Linked DNA regions of Mus musculus: all the other regions are linked to region 1. The links are chromatin loops, found by intact Hi-C in ENCODE. Cell type or tissue: heart. All regions are shown on one strand. Each heading gives the region's core, and the rest is flanking DNA. Links, peaks and the distances in the headings are about the cores only. Region 1 overlaps Lsamp (limbic system-associated membrane protein). Region 2 overlaps 4932412D23Rik (RIKEN cDNA 4932412D23 gene). Region 3 has its middle 22 kb from the start of Gramd1c. Region 4 overlaps Drd3 (dopamine receptor D3).

The links. Hi-C counts contacts between places; a loop is a spot of excess contacts. Peaks named below come from ENCODE experiments on the same cell type or tissue, not always from the same donor. Only the 100,000 strongest peaks of a DNase experiment are listed, where the experiment ranks them.
Region 2: a loop joins it to region 1, with 5 times the contacts of the local background. A loop is called at or near these places in 9 of 42 quality-filtered maps.
Region 3: a loop joins it to region 1, with 4 times the contacts of the local background. A loop is called at or near these places in 6 of 42 quality-filtered maps.
Region 4: it touches region 1 in a loop (5-fold over the local background); 5 of 42 quality-filtered maps call a loop at or near these places.

The regions. Positions count from the first base shown.
Region 1 is chr16:42,165,518-42,173,578 of GRCm38, reverse strand. The region is part of intron 6 of Lsamp (limbic system-associated membrane protein); the gene reads right to left. Among named protein-coding and RNA genes, the nearest start is that of Mir6540, 130 kb to the left of the region's middle. In heart, for the core only: a CTCF peak has its summit at 3,645 (motif pointing left); no DNase peak of the experiment used is centred there.
Region 2 is chr16:42,778,094-42,786,154 of GRCm38, reverse strand. The region is part of intron 1 of 4932412D23Rik (RIKEN cDNA 4932412D23 gene); the gene reads left to right. Among named protein-coding and RNA genes, the nearest start is that of 4932412D23Rik, 93 kb to the left of the region's middle. In heart, for the core only: a CTCF peak has its summit at 3,532; no DNase peak of the experiment used is centred there; H3K27ac peaks cover 2,736 bases.
Region 3 is chr16:44,059,763-44,067,823 of GRCm38, reverse strand. It overlaps a transcript of Gramd1c not described here. Among named protein-coding and RNA genes, the nearest start is that of Gramd1c, 22 kb to the right of the region's middle. In heart, for the core only: a CTCF peak has its summit at 4,373; a DNase peak (open chromatin) is centred at 4,553; H3K4me3 peaks cover 872 bases; H3K27ac peaks cover 726 bases.
Region 4 is chr16:43,798,922-43,806,982 of GRCm38, reverse strand. All of the region lies in intron 2 of Drd3 (dopamine receptor D3), which reads right to left. Among named protein-coding and RNA genes, the nearest start is that of Gm26074, 31 kb to the left of the region's middle. In heart, for the core only: a CTCF peak has its summit at 4,753; a DNase peak (open chromatin) is centred at 4,932; H3K4me3 peaks cover 490 bases; H3K27ac peaks cover 2,002 bases.

The sequences.
Region 1 (8,061 bases), core at 1,916-5,915:
ACGAAGAAGAAAACCAAAGGCAACAAGTCTGGCCAAACCGTGGAGGATCAGGGGCAGGTTCAAAGCTGGGGCAATTGAGAATGGACCGCACCTGGGGGACCTGATCCTTGGAACGTCACCCTGGGTCACTCAGGTTGTCAATGAGGACAGATTGTCGGGGAGATGAGTTTGGGTTTGGGGGGATAGTGAGTGGAGAGGAGAGGAATGCAGATTTGTGTGCTTCTGGAAGTAGTAATACTATAGCAGAAATGGGAGGTCTTACGACCTCATCATGCACACTTCTGGTCCCATTTTCCTCTTTTCATGTGGCTGTATTTAAATTTCACTGGAAACAAAAACACAACAACAACAAAAACCATTTTTCCCCCACCGAAGAGACAGTGACTTTAAGGCTATGATATTTAGCCTTAGACAATGATACTCAGAATAGAAGCTGACAGGGCTGTAATTATGGGTCACCGAAACTTTAGGGGCCAAGTATGCAGACTCTGTGTGTGTAAAACCGATGTCCTACAATTACAACGGAAGCATGTTCTAGTCTATGTCGTTTCAGCAAACTGCTTAAAATGTGTAAGACTGCAGAGAGTGTAGCACGGAAAACTACTGAAGTAAAGAATAGCTTCCTAAACGATGCTCGGCGTCTAGAGCTAAAGCAACAGGAAGAGTAGAACAGAACCGATCAACAACTGTATGACGCCACAATAAACCACGTTGCGTGTTCTGTTCATGAAATTATAAATATAAGTGCACTACTGCGTGCTTGCTGTAACAAATACTGCCTTCCAGAGAAAAATAGAAGGAACCGAGAATTGCATCCACAGTGACATTTCCACCGCTTATCAGCTCATCAGATTTAACCTTAGTGTCTGACTCTTAGAGTCATTGTCGCCACCACGTGGTGAGCCGTGGTAGTGAACCTCGGCAGTGTCTCCGTTAAACATTTGGTGGGTGAAATTCTGGTTAAAGCAATGCTAAGTCTAGACAAAAAACTACTGGAAGATGGAGACAGTGTATTTTTTTAAAAGTCTGATATTTTGGCTGGAGTACCACAGAATATTGCTTAATATGAAAATATGAACATATGCAAACTTTGAGCCTTTCGCGTATGCAAAATGAGCTTTGTCTGGTAAAAAGCCATGGAACCAGAATAAACAAGTTAAATATCTAGTAATTCTAGTCAGCTCACTCTGTGATCTCCTGAATGTCTATGGTGTCATAGTAAGAAGGGACACCCCAGCCACCTTCAGGTCCAGTCTCAGGAGGGTTGAGGTTCAAAGCATCTGCAGTGGTTGTTCACCATTCTCTGACGCCTAGGCGTCCTGATACTTCATGCCAAGTCTTCTCTGAGCTTCTCCTCTCCTCCACCAAGCTTTCTGGATGCCCGGGACTCTCAGCTTCCCTAGGCTCCTCTCCTGGTGGCAAAGCTTTTCTCTTGTATCTTTTTAGTGCCTGTCTGTATTAGTGCAAGTGTACCAGCAAGGCTTTCAGAATGAAGAAAAACTGTACAAAAATGAAGGTCTTATATGCCAAAATGATTTGTGTTTTGCTCTAGTATGAAACGGATGCTCTAAAAAAAAAAAAAAAAAAAAAAGCCCGATTTGCTTCTTTCTGTACTCTCATTGTTAGTACTAGGACAAGCTATATTGTTTCCCTGACATCGTAGGATTGAATGGTATCTACAGTCAGCTAAGAGAACTGAACTGGCCTTAACATCTTATTCAAATGGCAGGAAACATTAAAGAAAGCAAGAGTTCTGTTATTGAAAAGCATACTGCATATTCCCAGGAAGCTAGATAAATACATTAAAATCAACATTTTTGTTAATGTGTATGCATGCCTAGTTATGTGTCCTCTACCACCTATCCACCCATTCTCACACATAGGGAAGTTTCCATCCGCTATAAATCTTTATCTATACATATATGACATAAGCATGTATTATTGGCCTTTAAATACACAATACAAGCTAACTCCTACTTTCACATGTTACTCTATGTTGTAACAGGAATTCCTACTATGCATGTGTCAATAGTTTTTAATTTTATTCCCGACAGTCTTGTTACACATCTGAAATTCATTGTATACATCTGGTAAAGATACCTTTGCCTCTATCAGTTATTATTTATTAAGTTCTCTCATATAGTTATTTAATGCGCCTATGTGGTTTGCTCTTGCCATAATTGATTTTGAGAGTAAATAAACAGAATCGAGGAATCCTGTAAATGGGTAACAGTTGGGGAATTATCACAAGTTAGGTATGCAATTATAGATGCATACGATTGCATAGGAGACTACTCCAGTTAATGGCTAGTTCAGGGAAGGATAATCCACCAAATCATTAATTATGTTTTAGTTCCTAGTTATGAAATTCTGCTTATTTGCTGAAATGCAAATGATAAATCTTAGTTCCTGTGCCAGATGGCCACGCTCAGCAAGTGCTTGCATATACTGAGAGCCATCACGAAAGCACAAGTCTGCAAACACAACTTAGCCTTAGGAGCAGGCAAATAGGTGCACAGTTCAAAAGCTTGTTACATGGTTTTCATATCACAGAGAACAATCACACCAGGATATTTTACCATATCTATGTGGGCATTATAAACACACACACATTTTGGCATGTGTGGCACTTGGTAACTATTTCTTATATTATTCACAACACAGAAATTTTGGTATCAGAAATGAATGAAATACCAACTCTAATCAAAGATATTTGTAATTTGGATCAGGCTTAAGTCAAAAACAAGCAAACGGTCTTATTTATTTATTATGTGTGTATTATGTTTGTATATGCTTGCAAGTCATCAAATGTGTGTGGCCAGAGGGGAACGAACTCTTCTCTTTGCCCATGTGGCCCTGGGGACCAAACTCGGGTCCTTTGGCTTAGCAGCAAGTGACTTTACCCACTGAGCCACTGAGCCTGTACTGGCTGGAGGCTTTTAAGGCTTATTAGAGTAAAGGCAAAATTTACCTGCAGCAAAATAATAAATCAGAAATTAACATTCCCAAGGTTCTCCGAATCAGCTAAAGGACCCTGCTAAGATGAGTACTAAATTGTATCTTTTCGTGACCATGCTCGTAAAAGGGCAAAACCTGGATTTATGGCAAAGTTTATTAAATATCCTGAAATGAATGAAAAGGATTTTTTGGAGGGGGCCAAGTTTCTCTCCTGCTGATCCAATGTAGGATTCTGAGATCATCGTTTTGCTTTTTCATAAAGACTCAAAGATTTCACAAAGTGTTTTTCTTCAACCATCTATTTTGGCGACACTTCTTAATGCACAGATCAGTGATGGTTTCCTCTTTTTTCCACCCATTGTGACTGAATTTATTTAAAGTCGTCTTTAACCATGTCCACAATGATCCCCGGGTGTCCATTGCAGCCAATGAGAGATTCGGATCAGTATTAATGTTTGTGTTTCAATTATACAAAAGAAAATTATTTTTGGAATTCTTAAAGACTGATGGAATTGACTAAAAAAAAAAAACCAAAAATCTAAACAATTTAGGAAAAATCTGTCGAATAATGAAGGTTTGACAATCTACAGAATCTCCAAAATATTTCTGATCTGTATGCTCTGCCTGTGTTGGTGACCTCGGAAGCCATGTTGAAGGCAAGTGCGAAAATGCTGTCTCTGGCGCCACCTGCTGTCTATGTCCTGTTAGTACAGTTTCCTCTGTGTGAATTGGGGCTTGAAGCCTATGGAAGCTGAGACCTTAAATGCAGGCTCCTCTCTCATCAACTATCTTTATCCTCTCGAAAGTGGTATTTTGGACAGCTGAAACTCTCTTGTGATAACGTTAAGAACAGTACATCTTTCTCCTCAAAGCAGTCATGATCATAGTCCCAGTGCTTGAAAAGTGGAGGCAGCAGGGTAAGGAGGTTAAGATCAACTTCGTACATAGGAGTTTAAGGCTAGCCTGGAATACACGAAACCCTGACTCAGCAAAACAAAACAAAACAGAAAAGTAAAACAACAAAACAAAAACACACAAAAAAAATCAAATAGTTTCCCACATCATTTATGAAAAACTTAGATACCACACACCCAATACCTTAATATGATATTTGAATAATACCTGATGTCATTAGCCACATCAAAGTCCTGAGGTTTCACCTGTGTCACCAGACAAATTAATGGATAAGTTTTTAATCATACTATTGGGGAGAAAAGAGCTAAAGAGCGTTTTAATATTTTATGTCTTCTTGCTTCAAAGAGCCCTATCTGGAAGATATATTACTGGTTACCTCTGATGTGCTGAGACAGTGATGACCTATAAAGATAGACCACAAAAAGGGTATTGGTCTGAGCAACCATAAAACCTCTGTGGCTTTTAGATGCTGGAGGGCATTAGTCCCCCTGCCCCCCACAATAGGTTTCTACTGTTGGTGACAGTCATGATCATCACACAGTTCGTGAATTAGAAAGAAAGCTATTTTCTTTTTTCCTTTTTAAAAAAGTAATTTATTATTATGTTATATACATTGATGTTTTGACTGCATGTATGTCTGTGTGAGGGTTTCAGATCCCCTGAAAGAGGAGTTACAGATGGTTGTGAGCTGCCATGTGGGTGCTGAGAATTGAACCCAGGTCGTCTGGAAGAGCAGCCAGTGTTTTCAACCTCTGAGCCATCTCTCAGCCCGAAAGTTATTTTCATAAGAGATGACCTACAGTCAAGTGATGACTAGGAGGGCATGAACGATGGTGACATCTGGTCTCCTCCCAGCTTCCTTAGTACTTGTCTTGGGACGGACAACGTGAGGTTGCTTGCCTCGGCAAGCTTGCCCTGTCTTTGTAGAGATAAGAATGTAGACTGTGTGCCACATGGCTGACGGGAGTGCATGGAAATCATGGAATAACCTCTTCTAGGGATCCAGCTGTCCAGGTAATCTCTAGTAAGTGAGGCTTCAGGAGCTGAGAGAACAGAGGCAGGGTGGAAATGTCAACTGCGTACGCATTTCATTTCGTGAGTTGCTGTTTAGCTGTTGTGTCTGATGTAGGCGTCGCAACTTGGCAATGGATTTACTTGAATCGTCAACAAGTGACTGTAAAATTCTGAAAGCTTTGGCATTGGGTAGCGATCTTTCTACAAAGTGAGATCTGTGGAATGAACCACAGCTGCTTAAGATGAAGTGCAGAAGGGATGGAAGAAGGATGTTAGAGTGAGTAACTGTCAAAAGTTCTACCAGGCAGGGGCCGTGGGTCAGGGGGTGGACCCTTTATTAATAAGAAAGTTCACGACCTGGGGAAAATCATGGCCAACTGTCTTATTGAAAAAAAATTTTTTTAATCACAAATCATGATGCTAAAGCAAACTCAGGTGCATGAGACCACACTATATGGCTGTGGAATTTTAATTAATGTCTAAAAGGTTTCATAAACAGTAACCATACCTTTTGGCTTGAAGTGCACGGTGGTGCCAATTTCTAAAAAAGAAACATTCAGCAAAAACAAAAACAAATAAAAAAAAAGGCTTTATCAATTGAGAAATAAACATGAGGGTAGTTGTTACTCTCCACTCAAAGGAGGGGAAGGGGAAGGCAGGTAGAGGACAGGACAGTAAGAGAAACGGCCGATAGAGACTGAGGGACAGGCGAGCAGAAAGAGACTCTTCTTAGACTAAATGAGCAACTGCTAGGAACAAAAACTGAATGGCAGTTCCTGAATCTCCACGTTACGTGCTCTGTCATTAGACAAGCAGAGGGGCTCCAGCATGGAGTGTGAACGTCATCTGGACTGCACTGTATGCAACCATAGAATGTGTCTGATCCCCAGCCTTATCGTGACCCCACTCGCACCAGTTGGCCTTATCTAACTCCTTACCTAACAACCACGTTCATTCCTACTCCAAGTTTCACAGTTGCTGTACCATCTACTAGAAATGTTCCCCTCGGTTTCTAGACTGTTCGGTCATTCACTCCAGTCACCATTATAGGTCTGCTCCATCAATTCCTCGAAGTCACTGCTCTCTGATCCTCAACATTCTTTTACTGAGCATTAGGGTAAGCAGTATTAAAGTCCCTCCTGGTTTGATTCCCTCGTTTGCTTACTGGTTGTCTCCTAAGGGCATCCACAGTGCATAGCTTATTCACCACTGAATCTAGTTCTCAGCCAGGACCACGAGATACAGGAACTTTCCCCAAACACTTGTTGCACGTGTTAATAAATGTCAAGGTTGAATGAGATTAGATTGCTTAAATATCTGGATTTCCTTTTAAGTATCTTTGCCACATAATTCAAAGCACTTACCACCTTTGGAAGTAAACAAGTAAAATTTCTGTAGGGTACCATTTTCTATTTCAAGACCAACTAAGTGATTGGTTAGCTATGGGAGTCCATACCGGCAGTGAGATCCAGATATTTATCTCTCTATGACCAGCGGGACTACAGGATCAGATCTGCAGACTGAGTAACACAATCTAGCAGAAAAGGTAAAATGAAGAAGCTCTTTATACAGAACCTCTGCCATCTTATAGTTCAGCTTCCATTTTTTTCAGTTGTGTGTGTGTGGGTGGGTGGGGGGAGGTGTGTCTTTGAGGATAAACACTTGCCATCTCCCCAGCTTTCTTTTCTGCTCCCTGGAACCAGATCCCCTCTCCTGGGGTATCATGGCTTCTGCAGTAGCATCTCGGTCACCCTTCCCAATGGGGACATTACTTCCAGCGAGGAGTCTTTCTTGGTCTCCTTAACGATGTCTGGTCCTTTTATTTTCTATTATACTCATCTCTGTCTTAATTTCCAATGTGTTTATCTGATGATTTGATTAACAGCTGTCACCCCCCCCCACACCCCGACTCTGACTTCATGAAGTCTGGGGCTGTGTCTGTTATTATGTGATACTGTAGTCCTGTGCATGACAATCATTCTGAACGCACATGAAAACATGAGAAGAATAAACACGGTTCCCATTGCTTCTGAAACAGAAAACTGGAAACCCGATTTAGCAGACTGGGCTCGGCTCTTTGAAATCATGCCTGAAAAGTCACCACAATTCCTGATAACTTATTCATGCCCTTCCTTGCATACTTCTCCATGTGTCCATTTCTCACGGAGAGTCTCTCAAACAGTATAACACTACCTGGCACCATTAGGACAGTTATAAAGAAAGGCATGGTTGTCCCAGTGTCTGAAACTCACAAACGTTTGGCTATTCCTCATCACTAGCAAAACTAACACCAGCCACCCTGTCCCCATATTTGTAGGTACAATGGTTTCCCTGAACTCCTTAGCCTTAGCACACATCGCTCTGACTGCTCTCTTGGTTATGATATCTGGTGCTGCTCATGGAGAACTTCTAAGGATGCCCAGAGACACCAGCATCTCTCAGACCCTTTTCTAGGTGAAGAACATTGCCTATAGCTGGTCCAGTCAACAAATACATGACACTGTAAGTTCATATAGAAACATGGAGTACATTTCTTCTTAGGAGGCAGCTGCTTATTTACCCCAAAATTCTAGACCTAGAGGAGACCTCTTTGAAGAAAAGGGTTATGGTTTTTTCTTTTCCTTTCTTTGCTAATCTGGTGCACCAGCTTTGTGGGGAGAAGTTGAAGCAAATGTCCAGGGCAGACAGGCAGGGCAGGGACTCTGATTAAGCTAAGAGATACCTCTTTAACCTTCCCATGCCCTGTCTTTATCATTTGTACACAAGTTTAATGAATATGGCCGGGATAAACCTGCTCCCTGGATTACATCACTACTCAGTGAGCTCCCCTTGCATCTAGCACACAATTCAGTAAGGGTTGTTGTTACATCTTCTGGTGCGGATCCTTCTAGAGAGGATTATTAGTGCAATTTTTTATAGTAGAAGAAAGATACCCTGATTAAAAAGCCACGTAGCGTATGTGCCAACAATACGATGGGCAAAACATTAGGAGACCTTGGCACATGCAAACCAGATAGGAAGGAGGTTAATTGGGCAACAAATTCCTTAGGGTGCAGTTGGCAATATGCTTACAGGAACCCAACTGACACAGGCTTGGGTGAGAATCTGAACGTTCCAAATGAATGTGTTAGGGGAACAATTCTCTATTCTTCCATTAAAGAGAATTACAAGAAA
Region 2 (8,061 bases), core at 2,014-6,013, 610 kb before region 1:
GGGGGAGCAAGAGAACAAGAGAGTAAGAGAGCAAGAGACAGAGGAAGGGGGCAAGCAGCTCCTTTTATAGTGGGCTGGGCTACCTTGCTGTTGCCAGGTAACTGTGGGGAGGAGCATACCTGGCTGTTGCCAGGTAACTGTGGGAATGGAGTCCAGACAGAATACCAGGAGCTTGGGACATTGCCTATGTGACTGATGGCCACACACCTCTCTGCAGGGGGCTGGGGGGGGGCTGTAGCTGTGACAGGAGCCAGGGGCCCAGGAGGCGTGGCCGAACTCCTACTGTCCCATGAAGGCAGATGTCACTGCCTACCAGGTATCAGGGGTTCTAGGCCTATGCTCAACTGGAGACCAGTTCACTGCTCACTCCACATACCCTCTTGACTCCCCTCCCCATGCTGTGAATAATCTCTATTCTATACTGTACCATCATGTGGCTGGTCCCTCAGAGGAAAAGGATGCCTCCGCATGGGCCTGCCAAGGCATCCCCTTCACCAATACTTGACTACACCTCCACCAAACATATTCCCTCTCTCTTTGTCTTTTTATAAACACATCAACTTTGTTCTAATTATATTTATCTAATCCTCTATTCTCACAGAATCCCATCTTATTTTATTCAGATATTTTCTCAAGAATATTTTAATAAAATAAGTATGAAAGGTTGCTATTTCTTCACCCTGTTATTCTTCGTAACTTCTATTCAGTGTCACGGGGTCCTTAGTTGTGCACAGCATCATAACATATCTTCCAATCTTTTTTATGTTTTAATTTTCTATACTCAGTTCTATTAGCTGTTGAAGATTTGACATTCATATAGTTTCGGGAGTTACACCCAATGTAATGTTAACAACGTCCCTTCTTGTTTTAAGAAGTGTTCTGTTTTTCTAGCTTATGCTTCATCTGTTTAAAATATGCCACAGAATTTTCTTGTCTACAATAGTTTTTAATAGCAATTGGTTTGTGTCTTTCTAACTTGCTTCTGCAAAGTTAATAACGAACATCCTCCTTTTAAATATCCTCTCTCTGTTGTGCCTTTGAACACAAGCCAATCTTCCCCCACACCCTTTATTACCAAAAAATTTCATCCACTGTGCCAGGGGACTCATCTAGAATTGACTGGCCAGTCACAAAGGACTCTGCAGAGTCTTTGCCTTAAAAACCACGTCATGGTCCACCAACACAATGTGGTAAGGCAGAGTAAAAAGAAGGCAAGAGAAAAACAGGAAATTATACTCTCACAGGAAATTGTAGTAATAAAGCTGAAAAGCCAAGGAAGTAACTGGCCCGCAAGTCATAAAATCCTAATCATGTGGCAGGGACAAATTGAAGCTCAGTCGCCTGCAGAGCTTCACATTGTTCTTCCAGTCATTACTCACTTCTAAATTCGAGCCTTTGTGACTTCAAAGTCATAGGATCATTTCACAGTTGGAGTAACTAAGGCAAAAAGAAATTAGGTAGCATACTTCAAGTTTCACCTTAAAGACTGCCTAGGACATGGGTCTCCTGACTTGGATCAGCAAAGACATTTCCCCAGTAATTGAAATTTCTTGGGATCAGTTTGCCAGGCCTTGTTTGCTTCACATTTTAATGTAATAAATTCTCCTCACAAAACCTTTCAAAAAAACAGTATGTCTTTTATTTATGGAGATTATAAGATAATTGCATCATTTCCCCCTTCCCTTTTCTCATCCAAACTCTCCCATATACCTCCTGTTGGGCTGTCTCAAATTCGTGGACATGTGGCCATTTTTGCAGATGAAGATCTAAAAATTGGAATTTTACTGTGAAAGTACCCACCTTACTCCACAAAGCAGGCTTGCATGCATGAAATAACTTTATTGTTTGAGTGTTAATATATCAGCGGCCTGAGAGGGGCAGGAAGAAGAACATGTTCTTTTTCAAGGAGAGTAGTTGCCTGGTAGTTGCCATAGAAACTGGAAACCGATGTACAGATATCCTGCTAGAAAATTTCCACATATTGAAGATGTCTTGCTGTCTGATCGATAGCTAAGAGAGTTTGATTAGCTTCATTAATTAAAGCAGAGGTACCTACAATGGAGAGAATGTGTCTTAGCTAATATGCAAATCTGTTTCTTGGGGTCTGAGAAAAATATCATGTAAGTGTTTTTAATGAAGCATAATGTACACAAGTGCACATATCATAAGCATAGAGCTTAATGAGATGCCTCATAGTGGATGCGGCTGTGCCTCTGATTCAATAGTAATAATATCAAAAATGTTAGTAACATTCTAGAAGCAATTTGTGTGCTCCCTTCTAGCCAGTGCTCTTCCAAAGAGGCTCCTAGCACTGTGTGTGTGTTACTTCACTGTTTGGAGGCTCTAGAGCAAGGGAGCATGCAGCATGCAGGTGTGTGTGTGTGTGTGTGTGTGTGTGTGTGTGTGTGTGTGTGTGGTTTGTTTTTTGTCTTAAGTCAGTTTTCTTACATTCAACATTACACCTGTGTGTAACATGACTAGGGTTTTTTTTTCCTGTACTTTTTAATTTTTATTTATTTATTTATTTATTTATTTATTTTATTTATTTATTTTGGTTTTTCAAGACAGGGTTTCTCTGTATAGCCCTGGCTGTCCTGGAGCTCACTTTGTAGACCAGGCTGGCCTCGAACTCAGAAATCCGCCTGCCTCTGCCTCCTGAGTGCTGGGATTAAAGGCGTGCGCCACCACGCCTGGCCTAATTTTTATTTTTAAAAGTATTTTTTTGTCTATAACATGTATTTTAGTGCTTGGTGCCTATAAGCAAACCGAGTATGCTTCCAAGTTTAAATGATTCTAAGATTAAGGAATGACAGCACTTATTTGAATTTCTTGACATTGGCTCACGCCTTTAATCCCAGCACTTGGGAGGCAGCGGCAGGCAGATTTCTGAGTTAATCTCATCTCATTAATCCCAGCCTGGTCTACAAAGTGAGTTCCAGGACAGCCAAGGCTACACAGAGAAACCCTGTCTCGAGAACCAAAACAAAAAACAAAAACAAAACAAAACATAAAACAAAACAAAACAAAATTTCTTGACTTGAAACCCAAGCTGAATTTATGAGTTCAGAGAGAACCAATTGTTCATAGCCATAAACTATAGTGACGCCAGCTAGAGATTGCTTATGTATTGTTGAATACCCACTATGCATGAATCTTTGAAGGTATTCTGATAGTTATGAAGGCAAGTAAAGGAGGAGGAGGAGGAGGAGGAGGAGGAGGAGGAGGGGTGGCAGTGGCTCATATTCTCAAGGAGTCTATCAGTCTTATCGGGGAAACAGAGCACTAAACTCAAATGATTATTCCAGGCAAAATTAAGAATCTACAAAACAGAAACAGCTGAGAAGATGCAGGCGCATCGATAAAGCATGACCCATCTCCCAGAAACCTATAAAAGTCCCATTGAGATAAACTTTGAGCTTCCTCTAACCTTCCAGCTTCTAAGATTTCATTAAAATTCTCTGTACAAAAGTAGGATCTTTATTCCCACTGGCTAGCCATTAGAGTTTATGGCTGTTCAGCGTATCCAGCACTTAGTCAAGAGGGGGCAGCATTCATCCTTTTTCTGAAACGAGTAGAACTCTGGCTGCCTGTCTTTCTAGGAAAAGAATACTTTAATCAGATAGAATTTCAGAGCATGCATATATTTTATGCCCCTGTTTTAATTGTTTGTTTATAGAGATGGTAACTGATGTGTACAGCTATGTTACTGAGACCAACAAATGAGTCCTGTTTAAGTAAGTGGAGCTGTGTCAGTGCCCAGAGATCCCCTTTCTCTGCCTTTGTCCCTTTCCTGGGCGTGGCAGCCTTGCTCAGACTCAGATTGCAAAAGGGCGGTGGCTGAAATGAACAAAAGAATTCAGACTTCTACTTTTCCCCAAAGAAAAGGCCAGCCAAGGGGAAGCCCCGGGAAAAAAAGGACTGTGTGTCTCCCATTGTTCTAACTATCTGATGCTTTCTTTCTTTTTCTTTCTTCTGAATGTTTGTTTACCTTAAACCTGTATTTGTAAGCATTGTTATTATAATAAAGGTAACTAAATAATCCCACTGGGGATTAGTGGCTGCCTTCTGTTTTAGGGGTGGTCTCCTTATCAACCAAGTAACCCTTAGAGCCCTTAGAGTTAAAGCAATGCATAGTGCCTGGTAGTTCTTTTCCAGCAGAAGCAGGGGCAGGGGCGTGGTAGTGAAAACTGAGAGAGGTTTAGCTGAAGCTATCAGACCACGTGTCTCTCTGACCTCCAACTGCCAGACCTCCAGATAACCAACTCCCTTTTGTTAGTGAGCCACTTTGATTTTAATGAGAGACATATAACCCCTCCCATGTTTTACGTGATTGACTTTGAGAAAATCAATGTTGATGGCCAAAAACGCCAAATTAACATCAGAGTAGATTTCCTTATACTGTATACAGCCTTAAATAGCCCTCTGAATGACATTTTGTTTTTTATTTAAGGAGTAGACCTTAGCCAAATGTCCTTGAATGATAAAAGAGAGTTGGCCCTCCCCATAATTAGCTTTTGTAAATATCAAGTCAAGGGTCAGAGCAAAGGTCATCTGATTTCTTTCTTTTGTGTAGAACAAGGGGCTTTAGTGACCATGACTGATTTTAGATCCAGCAAAGAATGAGGTCATTGCTTTTTACACAGACTGCATTGGATGAATCACAGAAACCATGGCAGTAACGTGAATACCAAATAATAACTGATAATTTGCGTACCAGTTACAAATACGCCTAATCTTAGATCTAGTAAAATGCTTTACTCTGTCAAGGAAATGAGGCTGCGGGATCAGCTCCTGAAAGGATTGCCAGTGACCTCATGCAGCTGTGATGTGAAGCTACAAAGCACTTGTCACATGCCACAGCTGAGGTCAGAAGTAGATCCTATCCAGGGACTTCACAGAGGGCGATAAAAAAAAAACCTCCGACTTTTAACTCTTTCAGCACTAGTCACGTAAACGCTACAATATATAAAATTTCAAGCTCATTTGAGAAATAAGACAAAAAATATTTTCATTTCTTTTGAAATTAAGCATCAGGGTTTGGAAACCACTTCTACTTAAACCAAACAGTGATTTCAAATGTGTTCATCAAGTGATGCTTTAGACTTTCCTTTTTAGAAAAAAAAAAAAAAAAAAGAAATAAAAAGGAAAAGACAGAACTGCTCCTCGATATGGGGGAGGAGGGATGTCATTGTAGATGAAAGGGGGAGCTTAGCCAGACTCAGAGACATCTGGGAGAATCCCGAGTGGACATGACCCTGAGCCATCGGAGTATGGGAGGGAGGAGAAGGGAGAGGAGAGAGAGGGAACCAGTTGCAGCAACCTATAGGGCAAAGATACAAAAAGTGTGGGTAACCAAAATGGCTGGATCATATAGGGGGGAGCAATCCAGCCCCCTGGGCTAGAGAGTTCAGGGTAGGGGGCAGAGATGCAAACGAGGAAGAACTTGTAGCAGGTAGGGGCTGAAGAACGCTGGGAGAACATGGATGCCACATTTGCTTTGATATGTTAAATAGGCACTTCAGCCATTTGTCCCAGAATTTGAAATTTAATATAAACCATCCTATCTTGGGATGGTAAGGTCTGAAAAATCTCTCCAGGATGTAAACACTGTGGTTGTAAAATGAGGACAATATCAGGCGAGCTGGTACAGCTGGGCAACCCTCCCTGGACAAGGTCTTGGAGGTCATTTAATCTAACTGCCTTATTTCACAATGAGGAAAACTTTGGCCTATGCATATTATAAGATATATGTGGAATTAGTTTTCTTCCTAGTTATTTACAATGTGTTTTCCTAGGTTCTCAGGAAACATAATAAACTTAGACCAGTAGATCATTGCAAGAGTGATAAGAATGGGAGATAGGGAATTTTAGGGAGTGGGACCCTGAAGGCAGTATCTCCATTCTTGTCCTCAGCCAGAAGCTAGATTTGTCCTCTTATGCTGGCTAGAGGCCAGGAATGCCAGAAGGAATCTCTGGTTTCTTGTTATCTCTCTCTTCTCCGCAATGCATCACTCCTGCCTGGAAGCTTTACTGAGTAAGGCCAAACCCCAGTATTGGCGCTAGTCCCTTCTGGTGAGTAATTTTGGAGCTGGGTCTCCGGATTTCAATAGTGGAAATAGCTACATCTACTCCCCAGTATAACCCATCTCTTAAATGATTCCTGAGCCTTAACTTTTGAGAGGGTAATGCTAGATAGCCAGATAGGAATTATTGGAGGGCACTGAGGATAGATTCCTCTCTTGTAGTTATTTTTGGACCCATCCCTCATTTCTCTCCCAATTACATTAGAAGCAGAAATTGTCCTCCACCCCAAGCACCCTGATCAAAACAAGGAGGATCACCTTGGACCCTGGGTGGAGGCGCAGTGATCTGGTGCAAACTATTGGACCTGGTATCTGCTATTGACTCCTCTTTCAAGAGTTGAGTCTACGAGACTCGAGCCCCGGGCTACCTTGCCAGCAGAGTCTTGCCCAACACCCGCAAGGGTCCACACGGGACTCCCCACGGGACCCTAAGACCGCTGGTGAGTGGATCACAGTGCCTGCCCCAATCCAATCGCGCGGAACTTGAGACTGCGGTACATAGGGAAGCAGGCTACCCGGGCCTGATCTGGGGCACAAGTCCCTTCCGCTCGACTCGTGACTCGAGCCCCGGGCTACCTTGCCAGCAGAGTCTTGCCCAACACCCGCAAGGGTCCACACGGGACTCCCCACGGGACCCTAAGACCTCTGGTGAGTGGATCACAGTGCCTGCCCCAATCCAATCGCGCGGAACTTGAGACTGCGGTACATAGGGAAGCAGGCTACCCGGGCCTGATCTGGGGCACAAGTCCCTTCCGCTCGACTCGAGACTCGAGCCCCGGGCTACCTTGACAGCAGAGTCTTGCCCAACACCCGCAAGGGCCCACACGGGACTTCCCACGGGACCCTAAGACCTCTGGTGAGTGGAACACAGCGCCTACCCCAATCCAATCGCGTGGAACTTGAGACTGCAGTACATAGGGAAGCAGGCTACCCGGGCTTGATCTGGGGCACAAACCCCTTCCACTCCACTCGAGCCCCGGCTACCTTGCCAGCTGAGTCGCCTGACACCCGCAAGGGCCCACAGAGGATTCCACACGTGATCCTAAGACCTCTAGTGAGTGGAACACAACTTCTGCCAGGAGTCTGGTTCGAACACCAGATATCTGGGTACCTGCTTTGCAAGAAGAGAGCTTGCCTGCAGAGAATACTCTGCCCACTGAAACTAAGGAGAGTGCTACCCTCCAGGTCTGCTCATAGAGGCTAACAGAGTCACCTGAAGAACAAGCTCTTAACAGTGACAACTAAAACAGCTAGCTTCAGAGATTACCAGATGGCGAAAGGCAAACGTAAGAATCCTACTAACAGAAATCAAGACCACTCACCATCATCAGAACGCAGCACTCCCACCCCACCTAGTCCTGGGCACCGCAACACAACCGAAAATCTAGACCCAGATTTAAAAACATTTCTCATGATGATGATAGAGGACATCAAGAAGGACTTTCATAAGTCACTTAAAGATTTACAGGAGAGCACTGCTAAAGAGTTACAGGCTCTTAAAGAAAAGCAGGAAAACACAGCCAAACAGGTGATGGAAATGAACAAAACCATACTAGAACTAAAAGGGGAAGTAGACACAATAAAGAAAACCCAAAGCGAGGCAACGCTGGAGATAGAAACCCTAGGAAAGAGATCTGGAACCATAGATGCGAGCATCAGCAACAGAATACAAGAAATGGAAGAGAGAATCTCAGGTGCAGAAGATTCCATAGAGAACATCGACACAACAGTCAAAGAAAATACAAAATGCAAAAGGATCCTAACTCAAAACATCCAGGTAATCCAGGACACAATGAGAAGACCAAACCTACGGATAATAGGAATTGATGAGAATGAAGATTTTCAACTTAAAGGGCCAGCTAATATCTTCAACAAAATAATAGAAGAAAACTTCCCAAACATAAAAAAAGAGATGCCCATGATCATACAAGAAGCATACAAAACTCCAAATAGACTGGACCAGAAAAGAAATTCCTCC
Region 3 (8,061 bases), core at 2,398-6,397, 1.9 Mb before region 1:
GCTTTCAGGAGTGACAGAGGAAACACTGCAGGCTAAAGCAGCAGAACACCAAGGAAGGAAACAGAAGCCAAAGGGCGCGTTCCGGCTCATGGTAGAATTCCCTCTGTGAACAGGAAGGGAGGAGGCTGTGCGATCTGGGAGAAGATGCGCTCATCTAGATTCTTTCTTAGGTGGGCCTGCTCCAGTCTACACTGGTCACCTTCCAGAGCCAGTCCACACTGGCCATTCTAAAAACTGCCTGCAGCATTTTCTTGGCAGTTCTCTTCATTGCTCTCTGTTTTCCATTGTTTGCATTCCACATTTTGGTTTGTTTCTCAATAAACGGTTTCTTGGCAAGCCGTGGCTTTAAGGATGCGTTGTATATCTGAAAAGTTTAGTTTGCTACAGGAGAGGAGCGGATGATCGAGAGTGCACACTTCTCATTGGCCTCTAGTTTCAGAGGCGTCTTACTGTAGCTGGTCCCCAGGTTTCTGAGGATTCTGGTGCAAGTCGGTGGGTCCTCAGGCTTTCCCCGTACTCCGTTTGAGACTTGGCTTTCTCCGTTTTATGAATCCTCTTCTACATGCTTCAAAGCTTACAAAATTTCCTCGCGTTTGCCTTCTTTCTCGTCCTTTCTGTCTGTGTACAATTCTTCTTTAGTTTTGGTTAGGAATAAAATTAAACGATGTACAGATATGCTTTTTAAAAAGATGTATTTTTATGTATGTGAATGTTTTGCCTACATGTGTGCATATGCACCACATGTGTGCCTGGTGCCCATGGAGGCCAAAAGAGGGTGTTAGACTAGGATCAGAGACCGTTGTAACTACTGGATGGGTACACTTAAGCCCTGAGCTATCCCACCCCGTGTATTTACTCACTTTTATGCAGTAACAAGACTAGTAATATGAGATTCAAAATTATTAGTGGCATTTCTTGAGAATTTTGGATGGAAGCTAATCAGACTGACTGTTAAGGATTTTTGAAGGTAGGTGTGGTGGCACACACACTTGTAATCTCAAACACTTGGGAGTTGAGGCAATAAAATTTCTAGGAGTTCTGGGCTATCCTGGACTATTTAATGACACCCTGTCTCATAAGATTAAAAACAAGACAAAACACGACAGTGCAAAGCTTCTAAATTCCTTAAAACTCTTCACGAGATGAAACGTAAATTAGAGAACTATACTTCAGGGAACTTTCACTTAGTAAAGAGTAAATTTAAAACATGTAGTGAGATGCCAAAACTTTCAAATTCAGACTCCATTTTGGAGAACCTGACCTAAGTTTGAACTCTGGTAAACTAAGAGGCTGGTACCGAGCATTAGTTTCCAAGTTGCCCCCAACAAAACCGGAACCTAACTCCTGTCTTTATGCTAAGCCCCAAGAATACCAGTCTTTCTCTCTCTCTCTCTCTCTCTCTCTCTCTCTCTCTCTCTCTCTCTCTCTCCCTCCCTCTCTCTCTCTCTCTCTCTCTCTCTCTCCCTCTCTCTCTCTCTCTCTCTCTCTTTGAGACAGAGTTTCTCTGTGTAGCCCTGGCTGTTCTGGAACTCACTTTGTAGACCAGGCTGGCCTCGAACTCAGAAATCCACCTGCCTCTGCCTCCTGAGTGCTGGGATTAAAGGTGTGCGCCACCACTGCCCGGCTTACCAGTGTCTCCAGGTTATTCTCCCAGCAAACCTGCACCCCCAGGTTACAAGCCCAGCCCTGACCACCAATGCAGAGGGGAGCAGAAGTTAAGTTTATGATACGATTCCCAGCTCCAACCAATCATGTTAAAGGCCACAGGAGCTTTCCAATTAGATGCTTGAACACGTATTCCTTGTTGTTGCTTACTATAAAGTCTTACCCCAACAGACATTCGGGACTCCCCCATCACCAAAACTACTGCCCTTCATGATGGTAGTGCGTTGGGGGTGGGGGTGGGGAAGCTAGCTCGAATAGAATAAAGACCCTACCGTGAGTTACATCAGATCGGCTCCTGTGTGAGTTTTGGGGGATCACTAACATTTCCCTGGCACAACAGTAGAATAGCAGCCTGGCCCAATGGGTCTCTATGGGACAGGATACATAAGAGGTCCTAGGATTGTGTTTGGTCCTGGCAGTGCACATATACTCTTTCAACTCCTATTTTTATCACCACTCTCCAGCTTCCAACCCCCAGCCTCTTTCCTAAGTGTTCTATGGGATTCCAGGTGAGACATGAACTGAATTCTAAGTTCTCTGTATTTTCTGTGAAAATTCTCTAAACTTCCACGGCCTCCTGCCTTTCCTCTGAGGATCTTGTTCTCTCTGCAGCCCACTCAGGTTGTTTTGGTTTTTTTCTCCAGTGTCACCAGAAGTAGCTGTGGTCCTGTCCCTGTTAGTGACCCAGTGCAGACCGACCCCGGTAGAATGCAGTGTGAACAGATGCAGCTTCCAAGGTTAGGTCATAGAAAGCATTGTACTTTCCGTCTAGGTCTCTTGGATCATACATTCTGAGGAAAGGCTCGGCCTCAGCATGAGGACTCAAGCTGTCCTGTGGAGAAGCCCTAGCAGAGAGGAACCGAGGCCCCAGACCAAGAGCCAGTGCCAGGCTGGCAGCCCTGTGAGTGAGACTCTCTGAAAGTGGATCCTCCCGGCTCAGGATCAGCCTCAGCCAGGTGGTTCAATGGCTTGGAGCTGCCTATAATCACCTAGCGCAGTCTTGTGAAAGATCGACCATGAGCCAGAGCTTTCCACCTGTGCTGTTTCCATATCTCGGAGCCATGGAAATCACAAGAGATAGTGAATACCTATTCTCACACTCTGATACTAAGGTTCGGAGTGAACTGTCATGCAGTGATGGTCACCCAAGTGCCACCAAAGCCAGGGACAGGGCAGGTCTCTTTCTTTCCTTCATTCTTTCTTTAAATCCCAGCTTGGAAATTCATGACTGAGAACTGTACCTGAGGCTTCTAATAGAAGTATTAGACCCTTCCACCAGCTCACAGTTCATGTTCCTCTTTTTCTTTTTCTTTTTTTGAGGGATGCTGGTTTTGAGGCCTCAAACTCATTATGTAGCAAGGTCCAGTGGAGGGTAGCCTTGAACTCCCAATCTTGCTCCCCTCACCTCCTTAGTGCCATGATTGCTGGCACATGCCTCCCTTCCTGCCTGAGGTTTCTTTTCCTATTGAAGAACTCTGGTCCTTGCTTATCATCTCCTTTCTCTTTGCTACTGTCTTACTCTTTCAGTAATTCTTGTTTCAATTCCAAGCCTCTGCTTTTCTTACTCTGTGGTCTTAACTTGTTCCTCTAGTCAGTCACCTGCTCTTACACTTAACATTATAACCACAACCTGCTACCACCCCAGCCCTGAGCGCCTTTTCTTCTTCTAATTGGTGGCTTCTATTACCATCCATCCTTCAAGCCTAAGTAGATGTTAACACTGTTCACCCGAACACTTTTCAGTATCCTTACCACTATTTTCCTTAAATGATAATTTTTAGAGGTGTGTGTGTGTGTGTGTGTGTGTGTGTGTGTGTGTGAACGTGAATGCAAGGTTGTGCACTTAAGTGTAGTACTGGTGGAAGCTTGAGTTCCAGGAGACTGTGAGTTGCCTGATGAGGGTTCTGGGAAATGAACGCTGGTCCTCTGCATGGACAGAAAGCACACTGAACACTGAACCCCTGAACCACCTCTCCAAACCCCTCGTATTTTTACTCTAAGGTGCCAATGCTAGAAACCAGGCTGTGCCTCTCCACGGGGCTCTATCTAGTTCTGTTTGTTCTAGTACTTAATTGTGTTTGCGTAGTGAGTTTTATTGGTATAAAAGAGAAACAAAATTTTATCAGATGTTTTGTTTGTTTTGCTTTTTTCTTTTTTTCCCCCTTTTCCCTCGTGAGACAGAGTCTCCCTGTTGCCCAAGTCTGGTCTTGAACTTGAGTGTGGTCAGGCTGATCCCCAAGTCACAGTTTTCCTGCCTCCCTACTTCTTATCGCCTGCCTGTTCTATTAGATTTTATTGTACGTTTTTTAAAAAGATTTATTTATTTATTATATGTAAGTACACTGTAGCTGTCCTCAGACACTCCAGAAGAGAGAGTCAGATCTTGTTATGGATGGTTGTGAGCCACCATGTGGTTGCTGGGATTTGAACTCCTGACCTTCGGAAGAGCAGTCGAGTGCTCTTACCCACTGAGCCATCTCATCAGCCCTTTATTGTACATTTTAATGAGGTCTAGTACATTCATATTAGAGAACAACCATCCTATCTGCAGAACACTATCTTCTTCTGCCCAAACTGAAATTCTAGGCCCATCAAAGAATAACAAACCCTCTGCTTTTCAAGGCTCATCACTGATCCCAGGGTGGTTAACGCCCTGGCTCACAAATTAGCCTTTAAGGACTTCGCCAAAGGCAATAGTCATTAATTGCCGCCAGAGGACGCAAAGCGCTCGGCCTGATCTGGAGGTGGGGAGTCCGAGGGCCGCAGCCAGGACCGCGCGTCGGGCACGCGCCTGTCCGGCCCTCTCCCACCCGGGAGCTCTCAGGGACGCGCGTGCGGGGTGTCGCGGGAGGGTGCGGCGATGGAGGGCGCTCTCACGGCGCGCCAGGTAAGCAGCCTCGAGGGGCTGGCTCCCGAGAGGTGGCTTCGCCTGCAGTTTCCTCTGCACGGTTGTTTGAACCCGCTCCGATTATGATAATTAATTCCTCCCTTCCCTTTCCTCTGTACTCTTTGGCGTAATTCGAAAAGTTGTTACCAAGGAAACGGTTTCCTGTGTCTCCCGCGAGCCTGTTCCTGGCTAGGCGACGGAGTGTTAAGTGCTTGAATTTGGTCCCTGAGTTCAGATATCTCAGCCCCAGACCCCAGTGAGTCTGGTTCCATTGTGATTTTTGACTTGGTATTCCTCTTGCCAGCCTTTCCGTCGTTGGTTAGCAGGGCTCACAAAGTTTAAGTCTCAATCAAGTTTTTGGTTTCAACTAGTTTTGTCGTTTGTTTATTATTATCCTATCTGACAAATGGGTAAGTTGGTTATTAGCTTTAGGGTGAAAGCCTTTCATTGCGGGCTTACTCGTGTTTCTCAACAGTTATCCTCACTGTATTACAGTGCTTGTGTGTAGATATTTTTCTTTCAGAGAAGTATTTTAGTGTAGTGAAGGGTATAGTTCAAAAAAACTGTTGGAGGAATAAATGAATGAATGCATTATTTCAATTGACTGACAAACCATTACTATGAGATAGGATACTGGTGAACTCTGTACAACAACTGTCAGGCAGGGTTGGACCTAACAGCCAAAGTAAGGAGTGTGTGTGTGTGTGTGTGTGTGGGGGGGTATCCCTTCTGTGGAATACAGCTAACATAGAACTGATAGTGCCATGCTCAAACCGTAAGAGTGTGAAATGATATGTCTATTGCTGACATAATTGAGGTCTCTGGGGGAGAGCAGGGAAGGCCTTCCCAGAGCAAGGTGAAGAGCCTCCTGGGGCTGGTAGATCAGGTTAGCCTGGCTGGTCAACAGGCCAAGGAGCCCAGGGTTCTGCTTGTCTTCACTGTCCCAAAGCTGAGATAACAAACATGCCAGGATGCTGAGCCTCTGTGTGTGTGTGTGTGTGTGTGTGTGTGTGTGTGTGTGTGTGTTGGGGAGGATCTGGGGGTGAATTCTGGTCCTCATGCTTGATGTCTTACCTACTATGCTAGCTCCCCATTTTATTTAATTGGATTTTAACTTAAGGACCCTGTGCTCCCTCTGAGACCTGAACCCCGAAATTCGTGAGGAAAAGTGAAATTTTCATTGAAAACCTTGCTCAAGAGCTCAGTTGTATTTTGATAAACAAAGCCCTGTGCACTACAGGTATATCTAGAACTCTGAAGAGGATCCGAAGCGCCTGGCAGGCCTTGTCTTATGGCTTTAGTGTATATGGACATATGTGTGGCCTTGCTTCATGCTCCGGGTATCAGTGAAACTGTTCATTCTACAGGAACAACTTCTCAGGCTATGATCCAAGCATCTATAAAATGTATGGGTGCAGCTGGTTGTTAGCCAGGACATTTCACTGCTAGTGTTAAGAGGACTTCCCGAAGTTTCGGCCCGTTGTGCAAACCCTTCGGGCCTGCTCTATACCAGGGTTGTCTGGTTAAGGGGGGAAGCAGTAGTCCTCTGCAGAACTCCAGCACGGGGAGCAGTATGGCTTGATGCTGTCCAGAAAATGTCCAAACGCCTGTTGCTGCGTTGCACGCTCAGTCAAACCCACGTTGCTTTAGGTTCAAGAGAGGAATAACCTTTTTCCAGGACTGTGGCCTCTGTGTCAGCAAAGAGGGCAGGGAAGGCCGCACACGCACGCCCTCATGCAACAGTTGCATCACGAAGTCTAGATTTGGCTCAGTTGAGCTCTTGTCGGTAACGTTTGCACTTGACAGTGCCATGTCACCTTGACAGGATCTAAACTATCAGAGAGGCAAGCCGCTGGACCTGCCTGTGAAGGGCAGACAGAGGAGACACACCTAAACGTGGGCAGTAACATTTCGCGGGCCTAGGTGACCATGAATAATTTAAATAAGGTACCATTCATTTATTCATTCATTTATGGAGAGCTCGAACGTGTGTGTGTGTGTGTGTGTGTGTGTGTGTGCCATGTCGCATGTGTTGAAGTGAGAGGACAGCCTGCGAGGTTGGTTTTCTCCATTCACCTCATGGGCTCTGGGTATTGACCTGAAGTCTTCAGGCTTAGCAACTAAATGTCCTCACCTGCTGAACTATTCACCAACCTAGGGCAGTGATGTTGATGGCCAAGGTCGAAGTGAAGCAAGCCCAGCAACCCTTGTTGTTTGTTCTGTGTAAATAACTCCCCAGAGACCATGAGCGGTAACCGTGCTGATGGGAGCCATGGGGATTTGCTAGTGGATGTATCTCCAGCAAGCGTTGAAGTTAATTCATTAGCTATGTGACAGAGACACGAAAGTCAACTTTTTTCATGAAGTTATTTTCATGACGGAGCTGAAGAGATGGCTCAGTGGTTAGGGGCACTCGTTGTTCTTACGGAGGACTGGTGTTCAATTCCCAGCCCCCGCATGGTGACTCACGACTATCTGTGACTCAGTTCCAGGACATCTGAGGACAGCAGGCATGCGCACAGTGCACAGACACACATGTCGGCAAAGCACCATACGCATCAAACAAACAAACAAACAAACACGTAAGAAATTGGAGAAACGATCTGAAGATTTGGGAGAAGAGGGAATCCTTATAAAAATTAATAAATACTGTATTTCTAACTGGGTCAAATTATAGACTTTTGTTTGTTCCTCCCCCCGCCCCCGTGTCCAGGTTTGTCGATCCCTCCTTTGGTGGGTGTCCTTCTCTGTACCCTAGCATGGTTTGTGAATCTTTCCCTCCAGAGAGCCACAAATCAGTGTCACCAGGGTTGGCACCTTCCATGGTTACTTCATAGGATTTAAGAGCCCGGGCTTAAATTGGGTAGACTTAACACATTTGATCTACTGCCTGGTGCCCTCGGTGCTTTTCCTTGTAACCCCAAGGAATGGCCTTGCTATGAAGAAGGCTAAGGAACAGCAATAGTAATGATGTTCATGGAGCCCGGTGCGTCATGATCTCTTATAATGCCTGCTGTCCATCATCCTCCCCATCTTCCTTCCAAATACGGGCATTGCAGATACTTCTCCACAGTGGCCATACTCTCATTACATTGCTTTTTTTTTTTTTAACGTCTTTTTTTTTCCCTTCTCGCTCAAGCCCTGCTTGCTCCAGCCCCAAGATTTATTTATTTATTATATGTAAGTACACTGTAGCTGCCTTCAGACATTCCAGAAGAGGGCATCAGATTCCATTACAGATGGTTGTGAGCTGCCATGTGGTTGCTGGGATTTGAACTCAGGACCTTTGGAAGAGCAGTCAGTGTTCTTTAACCACCGAGCCATCTCTCCAGCCCCCTATTTTTTGTATTTCTAGTACCAGCAACTACCTAGCAAATGGTAGTGGTTGGAAGATGTTTGCTGCGTGTATACATGACAAATGGGAGGAAGCAAAGACATTCGTTCCTGTCTTTTGTGAGCATATATGTGTTTGTGGTGTATGAATATGTGTACGGGTCAATGTGGGGTAT
Region 4 (8,061 bases), core at 2,698-6,697, 1.6 Mb before region 1:
CCGGGCGTGGTGGCACACGCCTTTAATCCCAGCACTCCAGAGGCAGAGGCAGGTGGACTTCTGAGTTCGAGGCCAGCCTGGTCTACAAAGTGAGTTCCAGGACAGCCAGGGCTACACAGAGAAACCCTGTCTAGAAACCCTGCCTCAAAAACAAAAACAAAAAAAAAAAAACTAAGAGAGAGGAAGAGTGACAGAGAGACAGAGACAGACAGAGACAGGAAAAATATTTGAGTAAGATAAGAGAAAGGCTAAGAGAGATGAACTCGTTTGAGGATCCACAGAGAAAGGGAGAAAGAATAGTCACCAGAGAGCAGCAGTGAGTTGTGGGTGGGCTTCCTCATGATCCCTAACATGTCCCACAACCCACCTTCTCCTCACAGGCCACACACTCTGAGGACTTTGGGTGTGGGTCTGTGTATGTTCGCATTCTTCCAGAGTTTGCCAGACGGCATCAGTACTGTGTCCAAGTGAGACGCTTACTCCCTGCTTTCATAGTGATAAGCATTCCAACAGAGAGGTTTGGAAAATAGAACTAATAGCCAAATGGAAGCTTATTTTGGAATCCATTTTTCATGCGCCCGGTCGGTATGTTAGTCTTTTTTTGTGGCTGGGACAAATATCTCAGAGAAATCACTTAAAAGAAGAAAGGGTTATTTTTGGCTTATAGTATTAGGGATTGGGTGGCTCCCCTACTTTGGGAGTTCAGTGAGGCTGAACAGTATGGTGGTAAGAGTGTGTGGAAGAGAAGGTTGCTCAGGAGCCAGGGCCAGCACATAGCCTTCAAAGGCATTTCCCTGATGACTTCCTCCGGGTAGGCTCTACCTTCCCAGTTCTGTCACCTTCCAATTGTCCATACTGACCAGGCCAGATCCCTTGAGATCTAATGGTCTCAGAATGCACACACAGACATACCCAGGGAGGCATTACTAATCTCACAGGTAGCTCCCAATCCAATCAAACTGATGATCAAGACAGACCACCCCACACAGTCAAAGTCTACCCCTTAGTTTCATTGGCTAGTGTATTTTCTTCAATTACTTTTCACACATACATTTCCACTGCTTGTCAGACTTCTATGGACAAACTCATGATGCTTGAACCAGACCCTGGCTCCCCATGCCCTTTCACCTAGCTCTATTCTTCACCCTCTTCAAGAAGTCCAGACATAACTCCCAGACCTTCTGATTGCCCTTTGACCTTTCCACACCACTTGCTTACTTCCTCATTTCACTTTTGATTCAGGGTCTATCCAGCCTCTGCTGTACTTTATATATAGCATCTGATCTGCTCTATGCAAGCCCTTTCTGGATGGATAGAGACTGGAGAAAGTGACACTGACTCATTGACCTTAGAGTTCAGAGAAGGAGATGAAAGAGAAAAATGCAAGCAAACATGTCAAGATAAAATGGAAAATACCACGAAGGAAGTGCATTGGGTGTGATGGAGGACTGAAAAGGTCAATTGGGGGGAATGGGGACCAGTGTGTGGTATCAGAGGGACTCAACTGTTCTAGGCAGAAAAGCAATAGAGGCTATCAATGATCCATTGTCATCCTTTCTCCACTTAGCCCAAGCCTTCCTAGGTTATCTAGGTGGTCTTTTTTTTTTTTAAAGATTTATTTATTATTATACATAAGCTCACTGTAGCTGACTTCAGATGCACCAGAAGAGGGTGTCAGATCTCATTATGGGTGGTTGTGAGCCACCATGTGGTTGCTGGGATTTGAACTCAGGACCTTCGGAAGAGCAATCAATGCCCTTACCCACTGAACCATCTCACCAGCCCCTAGGTGATCTTTTGCCACCAGGTTGTTTACACTGATTTCATGATGTCTTCCTTACTTCCATAGCTAAAAACTCCAAGACAGAAAGAACTCCAGAATTCTTCTGGGTATAATCCTTTCCCATTGTATACCAGAGAGACCTGTGTGTATAATGTAGCATCCCTCCGCGATGAGATTACCAATTCCTGGACTCTGGATTAATCAGAAGGGAAATTGTTCTGTGAGAGCCTGACCTTATCAGGTGAACCTTAAAAGGGATTGAGTTGTTCTGCAATTCAAAGAGCTTCAACGTATGAGAGCTATCCTGCCTTGAACATCAAACTACCCTTGTTTATTCTTCAACACAGACTAGCAAGAGGCCAGTAGAAGCCTGGAAGACATCATGCAAGATAGTAAGAACCACATTGTTACCATTGTAAGACACCGAATGGTACTGACAACCTGAGTTTGTAAGGAGGACTATTCTACGGTTCAGATAAAGAACACAACACAACATAACCCACACCTTGGGCTCTGTCTTGCAAACCATGACTACTCTGCGGTGTTCCGACCTACGGGGATTGTGAGGTTAAAGTGGTTGTAGTTTATATTTTTAAACCTGTGATAATTTGTCCCACCGCAGCAGAAAATAAATATACTGTCATTGGTTCCTCTTTTACACACAGGCTAAAATTGATTTTCTTCAGCATGAGCTCAGCTTCCTTTGTGAACATGATCTTCTGTTGATTCCTGGCATGCACTCATGCTTCAGCCAAGCTGGCCTTGCTGGTGGATATTTTCCTACAGTCTTTGTCTAGCCCTCTATCCATCCTTCTCCCTGGGAGTTCAATCGTAGCCTCCCTAGTATCTCTCAGACAGATACTTTTGTCTTTGAACTTATAATGTTTCAGTGCCAATCAATTGCACTGACATCCTGAGTGTCAGTATCTTAAGCCATCGTTGGGCTTGTCTCACCGATGGAGAGAGATTAGCCATTTGGTTTAGGTTCCCAAACGGCTCAAAGCATCTTATAGCTCAGTATTCCCTAGAGGTCCATGTGCGAAGCAAGTAGGCAGCTATCGCCCGTCTCAGTGGCCATGAGAGAACGGTCTAATCCTTGAGCCAGGCTCCGGGGAATTTAGATATGGGTCTAAATATAGAGCGACAATTTTTGTCTTTTTGGTTTCCGGGGAGGCAGGATGCCAGATTTAGGGCAGGAGCCTCCTTACTCTGCCTTGTACACCGCAAAGCTTGGGCTGAGGGAAAGCAAGATGCATGCTGGGTGAGCAGAGGTTGAGCGATGTTCCCTGTTTGTCCCTGTGTGTCCAATGTCCGTGTTCCACCTGTGCCTCTTATGTAGCTACTTTCCAAGAATTAACACCTGTGTTCCTGACAGAACAGCATAAAGACTGCTGTGAGTCTTGAGATGAGAGCGAGTGGCTTCCTTCTGAAGAGGGAGAAATGGGGTTCTTGAGTTAAAGTCTGTTGAGTCCCCATGGATTCCAAGGGGGTCCATGGTAGCCCCATTCTTTTCTTCTGGAGCAGTTACACAGCACACCCCCACCTGGTGGTCCTCCAGGCCTATCAGTTTGAGGACTTCTTTTCTGCTAGGGCTCCAAATCAAATGTGGTCACTAGGGTCACTTCATGGTGACCCCAGGAGCCTTTGGAGGAGGGGCTGAGACTTAAATCCTGCTGCTGTCATGGAGGAACTGCTACAGCTAGCTGAAGTCTGGAGAGTGGGAAGATGGCAACCACGTTCTTTGGCTTGGGCTTGCTGTAGGCAAAGTCCTCCTTGTTTTTCATACTAGCTTTTTTATATATAAAATGTTATTATAAAAACTGAAAATAAACAAAAACATCACACACCAAAATGTGTGGGCAAAAAAAAATTAACGGGTAAAAGAATCCAGACATGCTAAATATTCAGTGATGTGCTAACAATTCTCTCTCTTTTCCTCTCTCTTTCTTTTCCTCTTTCTTTCTTTTCCTCTCTTGCTCTCTCTGTCTCTCTCTGTCTCTCTCTGTCTCTCTGTCTCTGTCTCTCTGTCTCTCTGTCTCTCTCTCTCTCTCTCTCTCTCTCTCTCACACACACACACACACAAAGCCCCAATTTGTAACATGCATCAATTTTTGTTGCGCAAATACTCCCACCACTGCTCATGTCAAGCCACCACCAAAGGCTTGATTACCAACTTGAAACATTCCTGGAATATTGCTCTCACCAGCATGGTTCTAGCACACTAGTGGGAATGGCATGCTGTCTTAAACACACTTTAATGCTCATCAGCTCTTTGGAGGCTCCATCACTTCTATGAGCAAGAGACTATACTGAACGTAGCTCTTTTTATGAGAGGAGCCAGAACTTCAGGGAAGGCAGGATAGATCTAAAGTTTCAGACTGGAGTTGTCCTTGCAGAGCCAGGTCTCCCATCTCTAGGACCAGTGCCTTTGACAAGGACCCCATTCCCTGTCCAAGGCACATGTAGCTGTCTTAGCCCTGCAGGGAAACATGGGTTTGCTGGCATCCCACTTGTTTGTACTCGGGAGACCAGTGTGAATGCTCAGAACTGAACCTCCCCAAGTATCTTGACTCTGCTAATTGCCAGCGTGTTAGGGTGTGGGGAACGTGGGGGTGGGAGTTGGAGAGTGTGGGGGTGTACTGTTAAAATGAACGTCCCCAAGTTATTTCCCTAGTGGTTTCCATGAGGTACTTCTAAAGTAAAACCCAGAGACGTGTATTTTTAACATCTAATGTATCTTATTAGACAAGTCTGAGAGAGTCTGCATTAGGGAGAATTTCTGTCAAACCTTCTTGCTCACTTGGGGTAAGAGATGAGAGACAAGACTACAGTCTTTTATTGTCACAGTATGTTTTTTTTCCCCCCTTCTTCTTCTTAAATGATTAAGCCGTTAGAATAAATGAGGCCCCCTCCAGCATGTCATAGGTGGGTGGCTAAGACCTCGAGGCTGTTCCAAAATCCACCATTGGAGGGCACCAAAATGCAGCAAGAACTTCGCCAGCTCTGCCGGGGTGAGAAGTTCACGACTCACCTGGGGGCTCTCCAGGCTCTGTGGGGAGGCAGAGCCGGAAAACCTCCCCACTTAGTTCCTGGAGCCCTGCGAGGACCCCGCATTCTCACCCTGCGAGACTTGTTTAGCCTCTGGTTTCCTCTCTGAGCGATTTGCTCAAGGCCAACCGCGGAGGCGCTGGGTCAGGCTTGGCTTGGCGCGGCTTGGCTGGAGAAGGAACCCTGGCTAGGGCCACCTCCCTTGGAGGTGTTCCCAGTCCCACTCCCTTCTTTGTGTTGCAGCATCTAGTTCTTTCGGCCCTCTCTCCTGTAGAGTACTCAGCCGACCCGAGTGCAGTCAATGTTCGCTCTGGTAAAGCCCTAGGGCTGAAATCCAGCTTTGCAGCTAGCTTGTCAGACAGTGAGGCCCGCGGCTGGAGTTTTCTGACTCAAATTTTCTGTCTAACAGAACTGTTCACAGCTATTGAATGAGATTACATTTGTGAAGTTTTTTGTTTGTTTGTTTGTTTTTTAATACAACTTAAAATCCAAAAGGCAGTTCTTACTGTATCGCCATCATTATTGGGCTAGCCTAAGAGATTCATGATTGTTCTGTGTGACTTTAGGTTTTATGATTGTGATTTTTTCCCCCTCCTGGTTGTCAGGCAGTGCACATTAAATTTATTTATCAGACAAGTGTCGAGAACTTTCTTGTGTGAGCCACTGTTGAAGGGCTGGGGTAGTTGTTGATGTTAAACGGGCACAAGGAACCAAACAGCCTAGAGTCGCTTTGCTGTAAGGCTTAGATACTGAACTTGGCAGTGTGACTTAACAGCTAGGGGCCCCAGGGTGAGGCTCCAGGGCAGTTTATTGTAGGAGATATTGGCTGCACAAGCTGGCTTGGTGGCACATGCCTACAAGGTCAGCATTCAGGGGGTGAAGGTGGAGGCAGGAGGATCACAGACTTGTGTTGGTGGCTTGAGCTAACATAACCCTGGAGCTGTCTCTCCATGGAAGAATGCAAAGGTTAGCACATTCTAAGTGGTAGGTTCCATCCCCAGCCCTGGGGAAATAAAAAGATGGGCAGTGACTTTTGGTTCCATTCATCTATTACCTAATAGCTTTGTGATTCTAGTCACCCCACCCGTGTGTGTGTGTGTGTGTGTACATACGCATACGCCCACTGACATGTGCACATGTAATGGGACAATGTACCTACTTTGCTGGACTGTTTATAAATGATAGCTATATTTGTTTTTGTTGCCTGTGCATTCACACAAATTAGGATAACAGGAAATTATACTTCTAGTGGTGCGCTGCAGGCGTGACCTTCACAGGTGACCTTCCCTAACTTTTGTCAAGAATGGGGGACTGTCTAAATCTCTGGAAGATCAGGGTCTAGCTTGGGACTTGTGACGAGGGACAGCAGGACCTTCAGCACACATGGAGCGCCCTCTGATTCTCGGTCGACGTGGCCGATCGCTCATTAAGGTCTTAATATCATGACTGTCCAGCTGAAGCTATCATTAACCTCAAGTGGGGGGTTCTCGCCGTGACTGCTGGGGGAAAGACGAGCCCGGTCTGAGTGGGAGGGCCTGACTCTAACTCCCTGCCTGGGTTTAATGAGCCCAGAGCTCTGAAGGCAGCTTTTCACCACCTTTTATTTGGTCAGACAGGGGGCTCAATAAATCTTTAGTTCTGTGGACTCCCCTGGTGGAGTTGTTGAAGGAGAAAGCTTTTTGCAAATGACTGGAAAGCCCTTTGCAAATATAAAGTGCTTATTTAGATGCAAACTAAAAATCCAAGGTGCCTGTGACTCATCTGGTACCTATTGTGCTCTCTGCAAAGGCGCGGAGGCTTGCTTGTGTGATGGGTGCCATTTGAGAGCCACTTAAAGATCTCTCTGGTGAATGAATTTGGTTGCATTATTCCGGGGCTCCTCTCGGAGGACTCTAATTTTCAGCGCTTTGGTCATGTCCTCCTTCCCTGACACGTTCTCAGCGGCCTCCTTGAGTCAGCCCTGACCCAGGATGCGGTGGGAGGGGACTGACCTGCTGGGAAGATGCCGGAGCTGTGGGGTGGGGGCTTGTGAACAGAGAACTCCCACTCTGATTTTTTAAAAGGAAAAAGGAGGCTTTAATCCAAGCATCCAGAGCCAAGCCTAAGAATCTAATGACAATAGTATTTATTACTTGCTTTCAAAATCCCTTTTATCATTTCCTTTCCTTCTTTTCTTTTTCTTTTTTCTTTTTCTTTTTTTCCTATCTCTTACTACCCTGCTATTATGGACCAGGGCTTCATGACCAAAAAAGTACTGAATCCATTTGGTCAAGTTTGTCAGGCTGATGACTGGCATTGTGTGAGGACCAAAGGTCTGTGTGAATGACTGCATTTCTAATGAATTGACCAGCTATCTGGCATCACATGAACAGATTTTAATGCTGTGTATTGCACACTGCTGGGAAGGAGAATGGAGACAGCTTTTCTGAGGCCCGTTTTCTTTCCTAGGACGGGGGTGGGGAGCTCTGTTTTGAGGTTTGCTGAGGACAGTCCATTATGAAATGTAAGCCCCTGCCCTATTGAGATCGGAGGCACAGCTCTTCCTTCAGCTTTTAGGTTATCAGGAGCGCTATGCATTCTGGGGGTTTTCCTATAGGAGACAGAAGACAACTCAAAGTTTGTTCTTACTGGTTGGGTTTTAAGTGGTGAAAGGTAACGTGTGTGTTAATACGGTTGTGGCGAGCAAAATGATGCCCTTCTGCAAATTAGAGGCAAATTGCAAAAAGACACCCTTATATGACCAACTCAGTCAAATGAAACATTAGCTGCATTCTGATCCCAGAACCTCTTCTTTAAGGGCCATGCACCTAGGCCTCAGTCAGTCATCTGTGTGTGTGTGTGTGTGTGTGTGTGTGTGTGTGTGTGTGTGTGTGTGTTGAACATATAGGCACACTTTCACTGGGGTAGAGAGGAGGGGTGGGGACTGGGGAAGGAGGGAGGGGCGGTTCCAGTGTCTCTCTAGAACTCTGTCTACTCTTCTTCATTTTCTCAGTGGTTGTAGGTGACTCAGCTCTACCCTGTAGCCTGCAGCAATCTGGGGAGGTCTCTCAGAGACCTCCTCCAGGTGCAGCCTGGCTTCTGGACTTCACTGCAGAAAAGAATTTCAGTCTGAGTCTGAATGAAGCAGAGTAAGAGTTTATAGGGAAAAAAGTAGTAACCGATTTACGATTTAACCGATTAGACATTAGGGGAAAGAGAGATTTAGGAAAAGCGCAGTATACACCCAAGAC